Regions from separate parts of the Homo sapiens genome. Here region 2 is linked to region 1. A link is a loop called in an ENCODE intact Hi-C map of the cell type or tissue named here. Cell type or tissue: heart left ventricle. All regions are shown on one strand. Each heading gives the region's core, and the rest is flanking DNA. Links, peaks and the distances in the headings are about the cores only.

Region 1 (8,303 bases), core at 1-8,000:
TGTCGCCCAGGCTCAAGGGCAGTGGTGCGATCTCAGCCCACTGCAACCTCCACCTCCTGGGTTCAAGCGATTTTCCTGCCTCCTGCCTCAGCCTCCTGAGTATCTGGGATTACAGGGGCCCACCACCACACCCAGCTAATTTTTGTATTTTTAGTAGAGATGGGGTTTCACCATGTTAGCTAGGCTGGTCCTGAACTCCTGACCTTCAGTGATCCCCCCGCCTCAGCCTTCCAAAGTGCTGGGATTACAGACAGAAGCCACCATGCCCGGCCTTGGCACAATCAATTTGTGCAGTGGAACCCAGATGAATGCGGAGGCATCAAGAAGTCCGGCATGGCAACTGAGAACCTATGGCTTTCAGATGTCTTCATCGAGGAGTCGTGAGTCTCAGGCCAAAAAAGCAGAATGGAAACCACGTCTACAGGGAAGGACACAATGTTACCGATAAGGCCACACAAAGACTCAACTTAGAAAAGAGCAGAGTCTGAATTGAAGAGCTTACAAACCCCCAGAATATGATTATAGGTAGAAGAGAGCAGTCATCTGAGTGGGGCTGGAGCTCGAGAATGGGATGACCTGACAGAGAAAGAAGGCCAAGTCTGATGGGGAAACCCACAGCACCTACCTCCCTGTCCTTCTCCCACACAGCATCAGTGTGGATCAGACACCTGCAGGTCTCATGGCTAGTATGTCAATAGTGAAGGCCACATCAAACACAATAAGCCAATGTGGGTGGTCAGCATCTGCAAACTGGACACCTTCTATTTCCCCTTCCATGGACAGAGGTGAACGCTCTCCTTCAGCCCTTTCACCTACACAGGTAAGTGGGGCTCACTAAAGTAGACTGTTGAGAGGCAGAGAAAGGGCTTTGAGTGAGAAGAGGACAGAAAGCTGGGAACAGTGAGGGAATCTTGCTGAAAAGGGCCTGGAAGCTAAGCAGTGAGGGATCCAACAGTCTGGGCAAGGGACTTGGGCGCATTTGGGGAGGCTGAGTCTTCTGGGCCTGCTTTGCAGTGGAGAACACGAGCCCGGGCATGGAGAAGGATGTCCAGGAGCTTTCAAATACATCACAGAACCTCATTCAGAACAAGGAGGGAGTGGGTACTGCTGGGTATCCAAAAAAGAACAATAAAGGTGACCGTGGCCACTAACCAGTATGAACAAGCCATCTTCCATGTGAGCTCAGGGGCCAAGACAAGGTTTCACCATGTTGGCCAGGCTGGTCTTGAACTCCTGGCTTCAGGTGATCCGCCCGCCTCGGCCTCCCAAAGTGCTGGGATTACGGGCGTGAACCACGAAGCCCGGCCTTTGTCACTCTTTTTTTTTTTTTAAATTTGAGATAGAGTTTTGTTCTTGTCGCTCAGGCTGGAGTGCAATGACGTGATCTCAGCTCACTGCAACTTCCACCTCCTGGGTTCAAGTGATTCTCCTGCTTCAGCCTCCTGAGTAGCTGGGATTACAAGGGCCCGCCACCATGCCCGGCTAATTTTTGTATTTTTAGTAGAGATGGGGTTTCACCACGTTCACCAGGCCGGTCTCAAAGTCCTGAACTCAGGTATCTGCCTGCCTCGGCCTCCCAAAGTTCTGGGATTACAGGTATGAGCCACCGTGCCCAGCCTTTTGTCACTTTTTTCACTGATAAACCTTCAGTACTAAAACAATACCTGGTACTCAGTAAATAGTTACTAAATAAAGCATCCCTTGAGGAAGAAACAAAGGCTCTATGCCAGTGATTCATGGTGAGGGTGAGCCCCGCCTTCCCCAATGGCTGTCAGAACTTTTTGGAAGGCAGGAATTTTTGTTTATTTTTAAAAAGATATGGTAGAAAGAGTTAGGAAACACTGCCTTAGGGATATGATGATTCCAAATCCTGATAACCCCAAAATATCTGATACTGTCTGCTTTCCCTCCCACTGGTCTCAAATGTTCCCCTGCAAAGTCACTAGAGATTAGACCTTGACGAGAAAAGCAATTAGAAATGAAAAGATAAAACACACGCGACACCTAAGTCGGTGGTTCCACAGTCTTGCTAAGAGCACGTCGGTAGGAATAAAAATTTAAGTGGAGAAAGTTGACACCTTGGGCCAAAAGGAATGAGATACATTTCAGAGGTAAGCAGCATGGGAGACTCTAACCTTGTGAGACGCCTTTGGATGAAAAGACCGGATGCTGAAAGGGACGGGAGGTAATATTTCCTTACTAGACAGTTTGGCCTGGGACAAATCCCAGTTCTTACTCTTACCTGTCTTGACAGCCTCCCAGCCTACTTCTCACTTGCCCCTCCTTCTCCTCCCCACCAGGTGGCCATCAGGCGCAGGTGCAGGCCCAGCCCCTACGTGGTAAACTTTCTGGTGCCCAGTGGCATTCTGATTGCCATCGATGCCCTCAGTTTCTACCTGCCACTGGAAAGTGGGAATTGTGCCCCATTCAAGATGACTGTTCTGCTGGGCTACAGCGTCTTCCTGCTCATGATGAATGACTTGCTCCCAGCCACTAGCACTTCATCACATGCTTCACTAGTACGTCCTCATCCATCAAGAGACCAAAAGCGAGGTGTGTGTTGGATGGGGAGAGGGATGGGCAGAACCAGGCGAAGTGAAAAGGGATCCTGGAAAAAGATCCTCTGGGAAAGAAACAAGAAATTCTAGGTGGCGCCTCTGGCCCTCATGCAGACCCCCTTGCCTGCAGGTGTCTACTTCGCCCTGTGCCTGTCCCTGATGGTGGGCAGCCTGCTGGAGACCATCTTCATCACCCACCTGCTGCACGTGGCCACCACCCAGCCCCTACCTCTGCCTCGGTGGCTCCACTCCCTGCTGCTGCACTGCACCGGCCAAGGGAGATGCTGTCCCACTGCGCCCCAGAAGGGAAATAAGGGCCCGGGTCTCACCCCCACCCACCTGCCCGGTGAGGGAAGTCATACTTCCTCTTCCCCCACCTCCACTTCTCTGCTCCTGCCTCCTTCCCTGTCTCCCTCCCTCCACAGGTGACATTTGCAGCCCATGGCTGAGTCTCTGTCTTTCTGTAGGTGTGAAGGAGCCAGAGGTATCAGCAGGGCAGATGCCAGGCCCTGGGGAGGCAGAGCTGACAGGGGGCTCAGAATGGACAAGGGCCCAGCGGGAACACGAGGCCCAGAAGCAGCACTCGGTGGAGCTGTGGGTGCAGTTCAGCCACGCGATGGACGCCCTGCTCTTCCGCCTCTACCTGCTCTTCATGGCCTCCTCCATCATCACCGTCATATGCCTCTGGAACACCTAGGCAGGTGCTCACCTGCAAACTTCAGTCTGGACTTCTTTTTGCCAGAGAACTCCAGAAACCAGTCAGGCTCTCAGTCAGCCTTGTGGCCCTGTCAACCGCCTCATTTTTAACCCAGTCCTCTGTGTAGTTTCAGACCAGACCTGAATAGTCTCCTATGCCCTCCAAAAGTCGGGTCCTTGCTCCTGCATGCCATCAGCCCCACTCAGCCCTCCCATACCTCCCTGGCTCCTCAGGATTCAGGTTCCTAGGGTACGTCCTTGATTAAATCACCCCAATATGCCCCTTTGCAGAAAGTATTGGCTTTTCCCTGAATTCTGTTATGGTAAAAAAAATCTTGGGATTGAGAGTCTTCTTGCAGAAACTTCTCAGCCAAAGTAAAAAGGATTTTCTCTTACGTGTGTGTTTTTTTAAGTCTATCAGACAACATGTGAAATGTAGGGGAAGAGAAAGAAGGGGCCAAAATCTATTAGAAGGAATTATAGAAAAACAGAGATTAACTTCCTAAATCCAGCTACTCTGGACTTAAGCTTCAGAAATTAATGTGCCAAAACTAGGCCTCTCCTGCTTAAAGAGCGCAGCCTTTTGTTACACCCTGACGTATGACTCATTCATCATTAAGTACTTAGAGTGTTAACATAATCCTGCATTACCGTTAAAGTATCTGTGTTGCAATTTGAGTTGATGTACCCTTAATCATGCTAAGAAAAGAACATAAGGCCAAGGGAAGCACATTTGAAAATGACATCTACTTTACTTGAGAGGAACACAAATGCCCCCGTATGAACTGGAAAGTGCCTTTTCCTAACACTTGTCTTATTATTTCGAAGGTCTTTGCCTAGGGAGCACTAGCTGCCTTGCACAAGTTGAGGCTCTACTGTGCCCTTGGACATGAGAGCTAAGGCATTTGTTGGTTCAGAAAGCACCTATTTGAGGGCAACTTAACTACACTCAAACATCATATTTTCTTTTTCGCAACGATTTATTTCCATTTCTTTCATTTATTCTACTACTTTCTATCTGTAGCTCATATTTCCCAAATCATGACCATCTAGGAGTAAAAATAGACTCACAAAATGGTTCACTAAATAATATTTCTCTGGCTTCTCCTCTCCACTGCTCTTTCCCAAACTCCTTCGGCTCCCTCTGGTCACTGTAGATGCCCAAAGGGTGGCAAGGTTGCTAATGTCCACTAGAGGTAGTGCTAGTGCCTGCCAAAGGTTCTACCCCACATTAGCTGCAAGAGTATCTGCTCTCTCAGAGCCATAGCCATGGTCGGGACTGGATCCTGGAGCTACAGAGGCTCCCAGCTGGATGCTGCAACCCCAGGACCAGCTGTCACTCGCTTTTTTCTTTCAGTTCCACTGGGACTCCAGAGGGGCCCATGGGCATCTGGGGTGTTAAATCAGAAATACCCTGCAATACTCTGAATCCCTCCTGTCACTCAGGCCCATGGTCTTCAAACCAAATTGTGTCCCTTCATTCTCTTTTTAGGATGCATTTTGTTTTTGTTTTTGTTTTTCCAAGAAGATCTTTTGCTCCTCAGTTTCCAGAACGCTGCCGGCATTCTTTTCACCATTACCGTCCTCCAGGCATGTCCACAACCTGGGGAATACAGCCCTCACATTCACCTAAGTAAATTGCTGTGTCTGTCATTATTTTGGCAGTTCCTCAACTCACAGATTTCTAAAAGGTGGGCCTTCAGGAAAGACACAGTACTAGTAATAATAACCACCAGTTACTGAGTTATTAATACGCGGCAGGCACTCTAAGTGCGCCGTGTGAATGCTCATAGTAACGCTATGAAGTAGGAACCATAGATTCAAAAACCTTTGGAGCCAAATGTGTTTTGGAGTTCGGAATTTTTCAGATTTTAAAAAGGTCATAAGTGTGCATTTATTTACTATATGTTACTGACGCCCCAACTGGGGTATGGAGCAGCACCCTGTAACCAGCAGATTAATATTTCTGCAATGAAATCTAAGAATATTCACACTAGGTGGAAAAAATAAAACTATGAATAGCTTTGCATCAATTCTGGTCTGTTTTGCCACCAAATATTTGGTGTATTTTTTTTTTTTTTTTGAGACGGAGTTTCGCTCTTGTTTCCCAGGCTGGAGTGCAATGGCACAATCTCAGCACGATCTCCGCCTCCCGGGTTCAAGCGAGTCTCCTGCTTCAGCCTCCCGTGTAGCCGGGATTACAGGCACCCGCCACCATGCCCGGCTAAGTTTTTGTATTTTTAGTAGAGACAGAGTTTCACTATGTTGGCCAGGCTGGTCGCGAACTCCCGACCTCAGGTGATCCACCCGCCTCGGCCTCTCAAAGTGCTGGGATTACAGGCATGAGGAACCACGCCCGGCCGCCACCAAATATTTGTAAAAAATCATTTAGTTTTCCAAGCTCTTTAGATTTTAGAACTGTGGTTTTGTATTATTGTCTCCATTTTTTACCTGTAGAACATGAAGACAGAGAGGCCAGTTAGTGGCCTCACAAGGTTCCACAGCTAGTTAAGCGACAGAGCTGCAGTCTGACCCGAGGCTGGCTGACTCCTAGAGGCTGGACTCCTAACCTGTCTGCTACATTGCTTTCCAAATTGAGGAGGAAACCCAGAGAGGTGCTCAGAGTCCCATATGGAGACATCGGTATCACTTCAAGTCTCTATCAGCTGACACTTTAGGAGAATTAAAACAGCAAGAGCAAGGCCCTGATCAGGGTCCCAAAGACAAACTTTCTTTTACATTTCCTTTTACTCCCTCCGCCATTTTCCCAAGTCCCACCTCTATCCCTTACCCACTCTCTCCTTACCCCGTCATAAGGCCCAGCACCTAAGTTCACTATTTATACTTTCTCCATTCCTTTCTGGAAAGTGTATTTCCCAAATCGACTCTGACCGATTCATCTTTTCTCTGTGCTCCCTCTGGATTTAGTTTTTTGGCTGCTAATGTACATTGTACTGCCAGACCCTTGCGGACCTTCCACTCCTATAACCCCATACTGAGATGGTCATTCTCACTTGAAAACTCACCCTCAACTTTTTCAGAGTAGCTTGTTTACCCAGCTTTTGAGGGGCTCTGAAATTATTTAAGATCAATTTGCATTATTTTGTCTTCCCCCCATCTTCAGGTACATATTTCTTTCTTTTTCTTTCTCTTTCTTTTTTTTTTTTTTTTTTTTTTGAGACAGAGTTTCACTCTGTCACGCAGGCTGGAGTACAGTGGTGGAGTACAGTGGTGCAATCTTGGCTCACTGCAACCTCTGCCTCCCAGGTTCAAGCAATTCTCCTGCCTCAGCCTCCTGAGCTGGGACTACAGGCATGCGCCACCATGCCTGGCTAATTTTTTTGTACTTTTAGTAGAGACGGGGTTTTACCATGTTGGCCAGGCTGGTCTCGAACACCTGACCTCAGGTGATCTGCCCAACTCGGCCTCCCAAAGTGCTGGGATTACAGGTGGGAGCCACCATGTCTGGCCAGGTACATATTTCTCTGCTTCGTTTCTTCACATTTTCCCCAAAATGTAGCTTTAAGTTTTATTTTAACAGAAGTGTGCAGTTTATCTTTTTTGACACATGGATTAATATTCTATATATCTCCTTTTAGTAAGAGAAGGCATGATATAATTATAGTGATTTTATTTTCTCCACAAGCAAAATCTGAACATGTGATCCTAACATCAATGGTAATCATACAGAACCTTTGAATCTGGAGCTCTCCCACAAAATTAACAGGTGTGCCTGCTGCTTTGCTGTTCCATCTATAATAGAATCATATGATAAGTACAGTTTGTGCTAATGACTTTCCTCTTGTTATCTGGCAAACCTCTGAAAGGCTTTGCAAGGTAATTTATGACCTCTTTAGAAACCTTGCTGACAGGCACTGGTCCCTCCTGTGCCACCTTGCATTTGACAGCCTGTTTCTGCCTGGCAGCTCCTCACTTTGTCCATTCATCTGCAGTGCTATCCTGTGGTTCTCACATGTTCACTTTCTCATTATCTAAACCATTATAAACAGTATTTCAGCCAGGTATGGTGGCTCACGCCTGTAATCCCAGCACTTTGGGAGGCCAAGGCAGGCAGATCCTTTGAGCTCAGGAGTTCGAGACCAGCCTGGGCAACAGTCTAAACCTCATCTCTACAAAAAATACGAAAAATTAGTCATGGCATGGTGACATGCACCTGTGGTCCCAGCTACTTAGGAGGCCAAGGTGGGAGGATCTCTTGAGCCTGGCAGGTCAAGGCTGCAGTGAACCGAGATCACGCCACTGCTCTGAAGCCTGGGTGACAGAGTGAGACCCTGTCTCAAAAAAAAAAAAAAGCATTTTTCCATGTTTAATCTACTTTCTTTTGGTTCCATATTAACTTCACACTAGAATATTTGTCTTGTTATCGTGTTTCAGGGCAGGACCTGAAGGACCTGAAGGAAGGCCCTGCCCCTTCCTTCAGGTCTACTCTAGGATGTGAAGCCACAGGCATTGTTTCAAACCTGTCCTTTTTCTCCTCTTCTATTTCTGATTCTCCCTTTGATAACCTCTCTTATTTGACAGTTCATTGGCACTGGTTCTTTTATACAGCAGGAAAAAAACGAAGGTACAGTAGAGAGAAATCTGGCATCTGGCTGTCCTGGGTTTTTAATCTGATGCCATTACTTGCTAGTTGGATCATATTGGCCAAGTGGCTTAACCTTATATATTAAAAATTTTTTTCATTTGTGAAGTAGAGCTAATAACACAGATTAAATTATGTTTCGAATATTGCTATTGACAATTATTAATAAGTTGATAGAAGCTGCAAAACTGAATGTGAAACACCAGAGAGCGTCCATTTTTCACACAGGCTGAAATCTGAAGTGCAAAACAGTCTTCTAGGTGGGAGGCAAGAGACATAAAGAATTACAGATTTCCAGGTCAACCCCCTCCTTTTTCAGATGGGAAAAATGAAGTGGAGAGAAGTGAAGTGACAAGTATGAAGTTATCATCATTCAACAGTGCCTGGGAAAAGAGCCTGGGCCTGTGAAAGTGGCAGCCACAGGTGAAGGCTTGTCCATCAGCCTT
Region 2 (8,335 bases), core at 106-8,105, 220 kb after region 1:
TTTGCCATGGAAAGCCTGAGCTACAGATGTGGGGTGGTTCCTGAGGTTTGACTGGGAGAGCATCTGGAGCAGTACTGACCTTTGAGAACCTGAAGATCCACTTCTCACCAATGGCTTCTCTGTCTGCCTTGCAGGTGAGCCGCGTGCTTGTCCCTGGAGGCCGGTTTATCTCAATGACTTCTGCTGCCCCCCACTTTCGGACCAGACACTATGCCCAAGCCTATTATGGCTGGTCCCTGAGGCATGCTACCTATGGCAGCGGTTTCCACTTCCATCTCTACCTCATGCACAAGGGCGGGAAGCTCAGTGTGGCCCAGCTGGCTCTGGGGGCCCAAATCCTCTCACCCCCCAGACCTCCCACCTCACCTTGCTTCCTTCAGGACTCAGATCATGAGGACTTCCTTAGTGCCATTCAGCTCTGAGGCCAGAGCATGGTCCTCCACCCTTCCTGCCATTCTGCCCTGGGCTCCTCAGGTAGTTGGAATTCCTGACTTAGGACTTGGGGTTGGGTCCAAGGTGCTTACATCCCAGGGGCCTCATGCCTAAGATAGAGGGTGGGAGCGAACCCACATGAACCAATACAGCCCAGCTCCAACTAGATCCAGATTCCAGGTTTCTTGCTTCTTTCTTGGGTTCCTCAGTTCTCTCCTGGGTTCCCCAACCTCCTCTGCCACCACACCAAACCACCAGTGATGCATCCCCTGGGGCAAAGCTCATCATAACCCCTCTGCACACCAGCCAGCCTGGAGACCGTTGTTCCTGGGGCCTGTTACTGATCCTCATCTAGCCTTGATTTATCCACAGGAGACTGCAGGCTTTGAACCTAGATTGCTTTATGTTTCTCACCCTAGCTCCATCCCCAACACTGGTGACCAGTCACGCCTGGGTTGTATCTCTACCCAAGGAGGCCACATCATAATGAGGTTCCCAGGCCAGCCTGGCCTGTCTGTCTTACTTGGCAACCGTCCCTCACCAGCAACATGCACCTGAGATTCCCAAGTACCTGCCCCCCCTCCCATTTTGGCCTGGCTCCTGAGACCTAAGCAGCGGCCACACACACACAGAGGGGGTCTGTGTTTATTCACACACTCCTGGTACAGTGAGGATGGAGGAACATTTACGAAGGGCACCCCTGGGTTGAGAACATCTCCGGGGCCACAGATGTCATCCAAAGGTTCAGAGCAGTCCCCATTTGGGTTCCCAGGGGCAAGACGCAGGGGTCCAAGGTAAAATCGGATCTGGGCCCTTGGAAGGTGATGATACCTTGGGGAGAAGGGGTCTGCCAGAAAGCCTCCTGGGGTCAGGCCTGGGCAGACTGGCCATGTGGTTGGTAACCGTGTCGGGGGCTTGTCTCATCCCAGCCTCAACACCCATCCTATCTGCCAGGCGCAGAAGAGCGTGGCCGAGACTGAGGGGAGGGCAGGAACCATGAGCAGAGCCAGTAAACAAAGAGTCGGATATAAAAATACAAATGTGCTGAGGAAGTCCCTTAGAAAGAGGCTGAGGCTGGGGTCACGCCAGACAGGGGTGGGGGCGAGGAACGGCCCGGAGGACTGGGCTCAAGTGGGTGGAAAGCTCATGCAAGTACGCAGCCAAACATCCCTGGCCGCGCGCGGTCCGACACCGGCGGCCGCCCGGTCTGCAGACCAGACTGGCCGGAGGGGGGCGGGGCAGGGGAGCCGTGCGGGAGGGGGCGGGCCGGGGGCTGGGGGCCGCGGGTCTCCGTGTCCGTTCCGGTGTGCGGGGTGGGGCTGCGGCCCGAGGTTTTAAAGTGCATGAGCGCGGCGGCGGGTTCCGGGCGGGTCCGCGCCGCCGCTACCGCGGCCGCCGTGGTGCTGAAGCGGACAGCTCCGGAGTGCCTGGCGGCGGCGGCGGCACGGCCCTGCAGCCCCCGCCCGCGGGCGCCTGGGCCGGGGCGGGGGGGCGCCGGCAGCCGCATCGCCGGCCCGCGCTCCTGGCCGCTGCGAGGCTGGGCCCGGAGCCCGCCGCCCGAGCCGGCGCGTCTACACTCCGGACGGCGGCTTCTCCCCCATCCCCTTCAGCACGTCGTCTATCCGGTCATCCTCGATCACCACTGCGCAGGGAGAAAGCGCGTCAGCCGCGCGGCCTCGGGGGGCGGCGGCGATGAGAATGAGCCCCGCGTCCTAGCTTCCCGCGCAGCTACTGCCCGTGGCCCAGCGACGCCCCTCGGAACCCTGTGCCGCGGTGTCCTCCCCGTCCGAACTCTTCTGGAGACCCAACCCGCCGCCAAGCCTAGACCCCCTCCCCTCCCGATGGCGGAACGCCCCTCTTCCAAAGGCTCCAGCTATTCTCCCTCCCAGTGCGAGCCCTCCTGCCACCTGAGCCTTCCTCCCTCTGAGTTGATCAGAAACCTCTTGCTCACGGAATCCCCCTCTTCAACCCGCACTTCAACAGATCCCCCTGCTCAAATGGGGCTCAAACCGAGTATCCAGCTGGTCCAGCCCTCTCCTCAACCTGAGCCCTCTCGCCGCTGGAACCCCTCTTCCGATCCTGGCACCAACAGAGCTCCCCTCCCCATGCAAACAACCAAGACAAGCGGACCCCCGGCCTCCTGCCCTCTCTTGTTAGACGTCCCTCTCGACCCGAAGGTTCTTCGTATTGTCCACCGACTCAGTATTTGATCCCAAAGAATCAGCCCGTTACCCCGTGCTCCCACTTCCGTGCAGCCCCAAATGCCCCGACCGGCCCCTCCCCCTCGCCCGGGTGCCAGGGCTCTGCTTCCAGAGGTGGCGAGCATCGAATCCGGGGCACCGTGTTCCCGGGAGAAGGGAAGAGGGGGACACACACTGCAGCGGGGACCCCCCCCTCCAGCCCGGGCTGGAGAGCGGCTGGTGCGCTGGTCTGCGGCAAGAGCTGCGGGCACTCGGCGGGGAACGGCAGCCGGGGGGCGCCCGGCGGAGGGTTTCTGGGTCAGGCGGCGACTCCGGGCCCGGGCCGCGTACCTCGCTTGGCTCGGCCGATCTGGCCCAGCTTGGGGGGTCGCTTGGCCTGGTTGCCCGCGAAGAAGGAGTTGGTGTCCTGCAGGCGGCAGCTGAAGGAGAGGTCGGAGCCCTCGGGGTCTGCGCCGAAGCGGCCCATCTTGTCTTCGCTGTAGGGCAGGATCTCGGACATGGCGGGCGCGGGGTGGGCGCGGGGCGGGAGCGGGACTGCGGCGGGGCGCGGGCGGCGGGCTTGCTGCCGGACCGGCCCTACCTCAGCAGGGGAGCCGGCGGAAGGATGAAGTCATGCAGCATCCGGGGCTGAGGAGCCAAGCGGGGCCTCCTCCCCCGCGCCTCCGCCTCCCGGGCCGCTGGGCAGGCGGCGGCGGCGGCGGTGGCGGGGACCGGGCGGGGGCGGGGGCGGGGGGCGGGGGTGGCGGCGGCGGCGGCAAGAGCGGAATGACGATGAGCGCCCGACTGCGGCAGAGCACGGCGGGCGGGGCGCGGTGGAGGCGGGGCGGGCACTGGCCAGGGGAAAGAGGCGGGGCCGGGGGCAGGAGCGCGCCCAGCTACCCCGGGAACAGAGGCAGCTGGAGTGGGAGGTTCCCGCACTGTGGCGGGGAATGGCCAGCACGTGGGTCTTGGGGAATAGTACCAGCCAACCCGGCCGGGACCTCGCGGGGAGGGGCGGGACCGAAGGGGGGTGGGATCGAGCCTGGTACTGGAGGAGCTTGGAGGAGGGTCTGACCCCTAGGCTGGGAGAGGCGTGCAAGGGGGACTGGGAGCAGGAGGGCAAAAGCTGGCCGGGCGCGTTGGGGCGGGAAGGCGGCCGCAGGGCTGGCAATGGAAAGCGGGGAGCGGGAAATGCGCGGGGAGGAGACTCGGGTACAGGGTGACTGGGGAAGGCACGAACCCACAGCGCGGGAAGAGCTCGGGCCAGTGGGATGGTGCCCTTGCCGCTGACGCGCTCTTGTACTAGTTGCTCTGCTGGTCTTAAGTAGATCGTCAGGGTCCGTGCGCCTCTGAGTGCCGGTCTGTGTCTCTGTCTCCGCCTTTGTGTGTGTCAGTCCATCTCTAAGTGTCTGTATCTCTCTGTCTCTGTGCCCCGTATCTCTTTCGCTGTGTTATGGCCTTTGTCTATGCCTGTCCCTTAAGTGTCTGCCTTTCTCTATCTATCTCCATTCTTGACTCCTGTATCTCTGTGCCAGTGTCTCCGTCTCCTGAATCTGGGTATTTCAGTCTCTCCTAGGAGGGGTCTATAGAAACTGGGCCGACGCGCGCGCACCAGGGCAGACACCCCCAGCCCTAGTCCGGTGGCTGTAGCCCCCCGCGGCTCTGGAGTGGTGCGCTCGCAGTGTAGGAGGAATGAATGGCGGCGTCGCGGGGGGCGCCCTGGGCTGCGGGTGACGCGGGGAAGCTCGGAGCACCTGAGGACGCGGAGCGCGCCAGTGTGTGCCCCGAGGGAGTGCGGTAGAGATGGAGGGTGCCCCCCGCCCTCGTTGCTTTGGACCACGGGTGAGTTCTCGCCTCACCGATGGGAACATGCCCTCTTCTCCCCTTGCCTCCCGCCCCCACAACCCCCGCCCTGGCTGGCCGTCACCCGCGGCGTCACCTGCTTGCCAGCGCGCAGGAGCTCTGGCGCAATCACTGGCCTTGGGGAGGAGGGGGTGTCTCACATGCGGCGACAGTGACGGCAGCGCTGAAAACGGTAATGATCACCCTGTACGTTCATTCCACACTCCAGGCGAACGCGCTTTCCTTCCTTAATCTGGCCAAATTACCAAATCACACAGCTGGTGAGGCTGCCTTGTAGTGGGTCTCCTTCCAACACTTTCTCGCCAGGTGTTAATACCGGAGACACAGGGACAAACGCAATGGTGGCTGCCCAGGGAACTGGATGGGGGGGGCGGTATGCCACAGGATACCTTGATGCCAGCCTCACTCAAGGGCCCAGGCCTGGGGGCCCATCACTATGAAGCCCTCCTCTGCTCTGTCCTAGTCTCCGGGATGAGGGCCACAGCTGGAGGTGGAGGCCCAGCCTGGAGTGAGAGGAGCCCTGAAACTGGAAGGACAATAAAGGCGGAAGACTGGGGTCACTGGAAGAGAGTCCAGAAAATTCCACATACACTGGAAGTTGTCCAGTAATGGGTTCCAATCCTGACTCCCACTTTCTCAGTGACCTTGAACTGAAGGACCCATAATCATGGTTTTAAAAAATTAATTCGTTTGTACTTAAAACATTTTAGGAGGCCGGGCTCAGTGGCTCACGCCTGCAATACCAGCACTTTGGGAGGCCGAGGTGGGTGGATCACCTGAGGTCAGGAGTTTGAGACCAGCCTGATCAACATGGCAAAACCCTGTCTCTACTAAAAATACAAAAAAAATTAGCCAGGTGTGGCACACACCTGCAGTCCCAGCTACTTGGGAGGCTGAGGCACAAGAACCGCTTGACCTAGGGTGGCAAAGGTGGCAGTTGGCGGACATTGGGCCATTGCACTCCAGCCTGGGTGACAAAGCGAGGCGAGACTCCGTCTCAATAAAAGAAAGAGAGAGAGAGAGAGAGAGAGAGAGAGAGAGAGAGAGAGAGAGAGAGAAAGGAAGGAAGGAAGGAAAAAAATTTTAGGAAAATTAAGAAAATCACATAACATCTTTTTTTTTTTTTTTTTTTTTGACACGGAGTCTTGCTCCGTTGCCCAGGCTGGAGTGCAATGGCGCGATCTTGGCTCACCATAACCTCTACCTCCCAGGTTCAAGCGATTCTCCTGCCTCAGCCTCCCGAGTAGCTGGGACTACAGGCACACGCCACCATGCCCAGCTTTTTTTTTTTTTTTTTTTTTTTTTTTTTTTTGAGATGGAGTCTCACTCTGTCGCCAGGCTGGAGTGCAATGGCGCCATCTCAGCTCACTGCAACCTCCCCCTCCTGTGTTCAAGTGATTCTCATGCCTCAGCCTCCTGGGTAGCTGGGACTACAAGTGTGTGCCACCACTCCCAGCTAATTTTTGTATTTTTAGTAGAGACAGGGTTTCACCATGTTGGCCAGGATGGTCTCAATCTCTTGACCTCGTGATCCGCCCACTCGGCCTCCCAAAGTATTGAGATTACAGGTGTGAGCCACTGCGCCCTGCCAGTCTTTGTATTTTTTGTAGAGATGAGGTTTCACTATGTTGGCCAGGCTGGTCTTGAACTCCTGACCTCGCGATCCGCCCGCCTTGGCCTCCCAAAGTGCTGGGATTATAGGCATGAGCTACCACACCCGGCCTTATAACTATATATATATATATATATCCTTCTAGTCTTTTCACCATGTGTCTGCATGATATGATACCTCTGTAAGCCCCATGTTCTAGTCTGAAGCATGGGGATGATAAAACCTACTTATTAAGGAACGTTTTGCTGGGCAACATTCATGGCTCACACCTATGAATTCCGCCACTCAGAAGGCTGAAGCAGAAGGATCGCTTGAAGCCAGGAGTTGGAGACCAGGCTGGACAACATAACTAGGCCCCATCTCTAAATAAATAAGTAAATAAATAAGCAAGCCGGGTATGGTGGTACACACCTGTGGTCCCAGCTACTTGCAAGGCTGTGGTAGAAGGATCACCTGGGCACAGGAGTTTGAGGCTGCAGTGAGCCATAATGGTGCCACTGCACTCTGGCCTGGGTGACAGAGCAAGACCCTGACTCAAAAAAGAAAGAAAAGGACAGTTTTGTAGATGAAACTGTCCTGGGGTAAAGTGGGTTGTCTCGGGAGGTAGTGAGCTGCCCCTCACCTAAAATGCCAAAGAAGAGGCATGAGGGTTCTTGCCAAGGATGAGATAAGAGTATTGTGTGAGGAATTGAAACAATTCTCCTTTCTCTCTGCACAATGAGGGAGATTGGAAAAATGACAGTTTAATCCAGAATTCACTTGGTTACCTCCTTCTTAAATAATTATATTCCCGTCCCGGCCGTGCCTGCTGGATCATGGTTAAAGCAAAAGTCCTAAGTACAAACCTGTGGACTATTATGATATATAAGCTTCAGCTATGTTGTAAAAATGTGGGGATTTCTTTAAATTCTGCTCCTCTCTTTAAAATTCTGATATTCTGCTTCCTTCCCATGAGAGGAAAATACATTTTCACTAAAATGAAATAAAGCTTGTATAGAGTTGCGTGACAGTGCATTGAGTCTCTCAATTGGAAGTCCCTCAAACCTAGTATACTTGTCCACGTGCTCTACACAGATAACATGCCTTTTGACAATTGAGTATTAGTGACACTTTTAGTCAAGTGGAAACTGTAGACCCCTGTAGTGGATTGAATAGGGACTCCCACAACAATTCAATGTTCACCTGTAACCTCAAAGTGTGACCCAGGGCCAGGTGCAGTGGCTCATGCCTGTAATCCCAGCACTTTGGGAGGCCAAGGCGGGAGGATGACTTGAGCCTAGGAGTTCAAAACCAGCCTGGGCAATATAGTGAGACGCCATCTCTACTAAAAAAAAAAAAATTAGTTAGGCATGGTGGTGCATGCCTGTAGTCCCAGCTACTTGGGAGGCTGAGGTAGGAGGATAACTTGAGCACAGAAGCTAGTTGACAGTGAGCTATGACTGTACCGCACTGCACTGTAGCCTGGGTGGCAGAGCAAGACCCTGTCTAAAAAAAAAAAAAGTGTGACCTTATTTGGAAATAGGGCTTTTGCAGATACAATTAGTTAAGATAAGGTACAGTCAGGCTAGGTGGCTAATGCCTGTAATCCCAGCACTTTGGGAGGCCCAGGCGGGTGGATCACCTGAGGTCAGGAGTTCAAGACCAGCCTGGCCAAGATGGAGAAACCCCATCTCTACTAAAAATAGCCCAGATTGTGCCACTGCACTCCAGCCTCTGTGACAGAGTGAGATCCTGTCTCAAAAAATAAAATAAAATAAAATAAAAAAATATAGGCCGGGTGTGGTGGCTCATGCCTGTAATCCTAGCACTTTGGGAGGCCAAGGCAGGAAGATCCCATGAGCCCAGGAGTTGAAGACCAGCCTGGGCAACATAGGGAGACCCTGTCTTATATAGAAAGAAAAAAATAAAAAATAAATTAAGATGGGGTTATACTGGATTATGGTGGGCCCTAAATCCCATCACCAATGTGTTTATAAGAAGAGAACAGACACACAGGGAAAAAGGCCACATGAAAGACGCAGAGATAGGAGTGAGGGAACTACAAGGTAAGGAAAACCAAGAATTGTTGGGAGCCACCAGCAGCTGAAAGAGGCAAGGAAGAATTCTTTACTAGAGTCTTCCAAAGGAGCTTAACCCTACCAACACCTTGATTTTGGACTTCTGGCCTCCAAAACTGTGAGAGAATAAGTTTCTGTTGTTTTAAGCCCTCAGTTTGTGGTACCTTGTTACAGCGGCCCTAAGAAACAAA

Evidence for each region. A loop is a pair of places that touch in the nucleus more often than their neighbours do. Peaks named below come from ENCODE experiments on the same cell type or tissue, not always from the same donor. Only the 100,000 strongest peaks of a DNase experiment are listed, where the experiment ranks them.
Region 2: a loop joins it to region 1, with 2.5 times the contacts of the local background. A loop is called at or near these places in 2 of 110 quality-filtered maps.

The regions. Positions count from the first base shown.
Region 1 is chr3:184,035,721-184,044,023 of GRCh38, forward strand. It overlaps HTR3D (5-hydroxytryptamine receptor 3D), which reads left to right. Exons shown (of 8, transcript NM_001145143.1): 3 at 295-380; 4 at 655-824; 5 at 1,028-1,176; 6 at 2,301-2,553; 7 at 2,689-2,904; 8 at 3,026-3,649. The coding sequence ends at 3,255. Among named protein-coding and RNA genes, the nearest start is that of HTR3D, 8.1 kb to the left of the region's middle. RefSeq lists an enhancer at 2,907-3,407. In heart left ventricle, for the core only: a CTCF peak has its summit at 4,447; no DNase peak of the experiment used is centred there.
Region 2 is chr3:184,258,154-184,266,488 of GRCh38, forward strand. All of the region lies in intron 2 of EEF1AKMT4-ECE2 (EEF1AKMT4-ECE2 readthrough), which reads left to right. It overlaps EEF1AKMT4 (EEF1A lysine methyltransferase 4), which reads left to right. Exons shown (of 3, transcript NM_032331.4): 3 at 135-606. The coding sequence ends at 422. CAMK2N2 (calcium/calmodulin dependent protein kinase II inhibitor 2) reads right to left here and starts at 3,400. Exons shown (of 2, transcript NM_033259.3): 1 at 2,964-3,400; 2 at 1,060-2,074. The coding sequence starts at 3,132. The coding sequence ends at 2,004. RefSeq lists a silencer at 938-1,124 and enhancers at 1,504-2,054, 2,055-2,606, 4,492-5,254. In heart left ventricle, for the core only: no CTCF peak of the experiment used is centred there; DNase peaks (open chromatin) are centred at 2,228 and 3,508; H3K4me3 peaks cover 2,416 bases; H3K27me3 peaks cover 7,194 bases.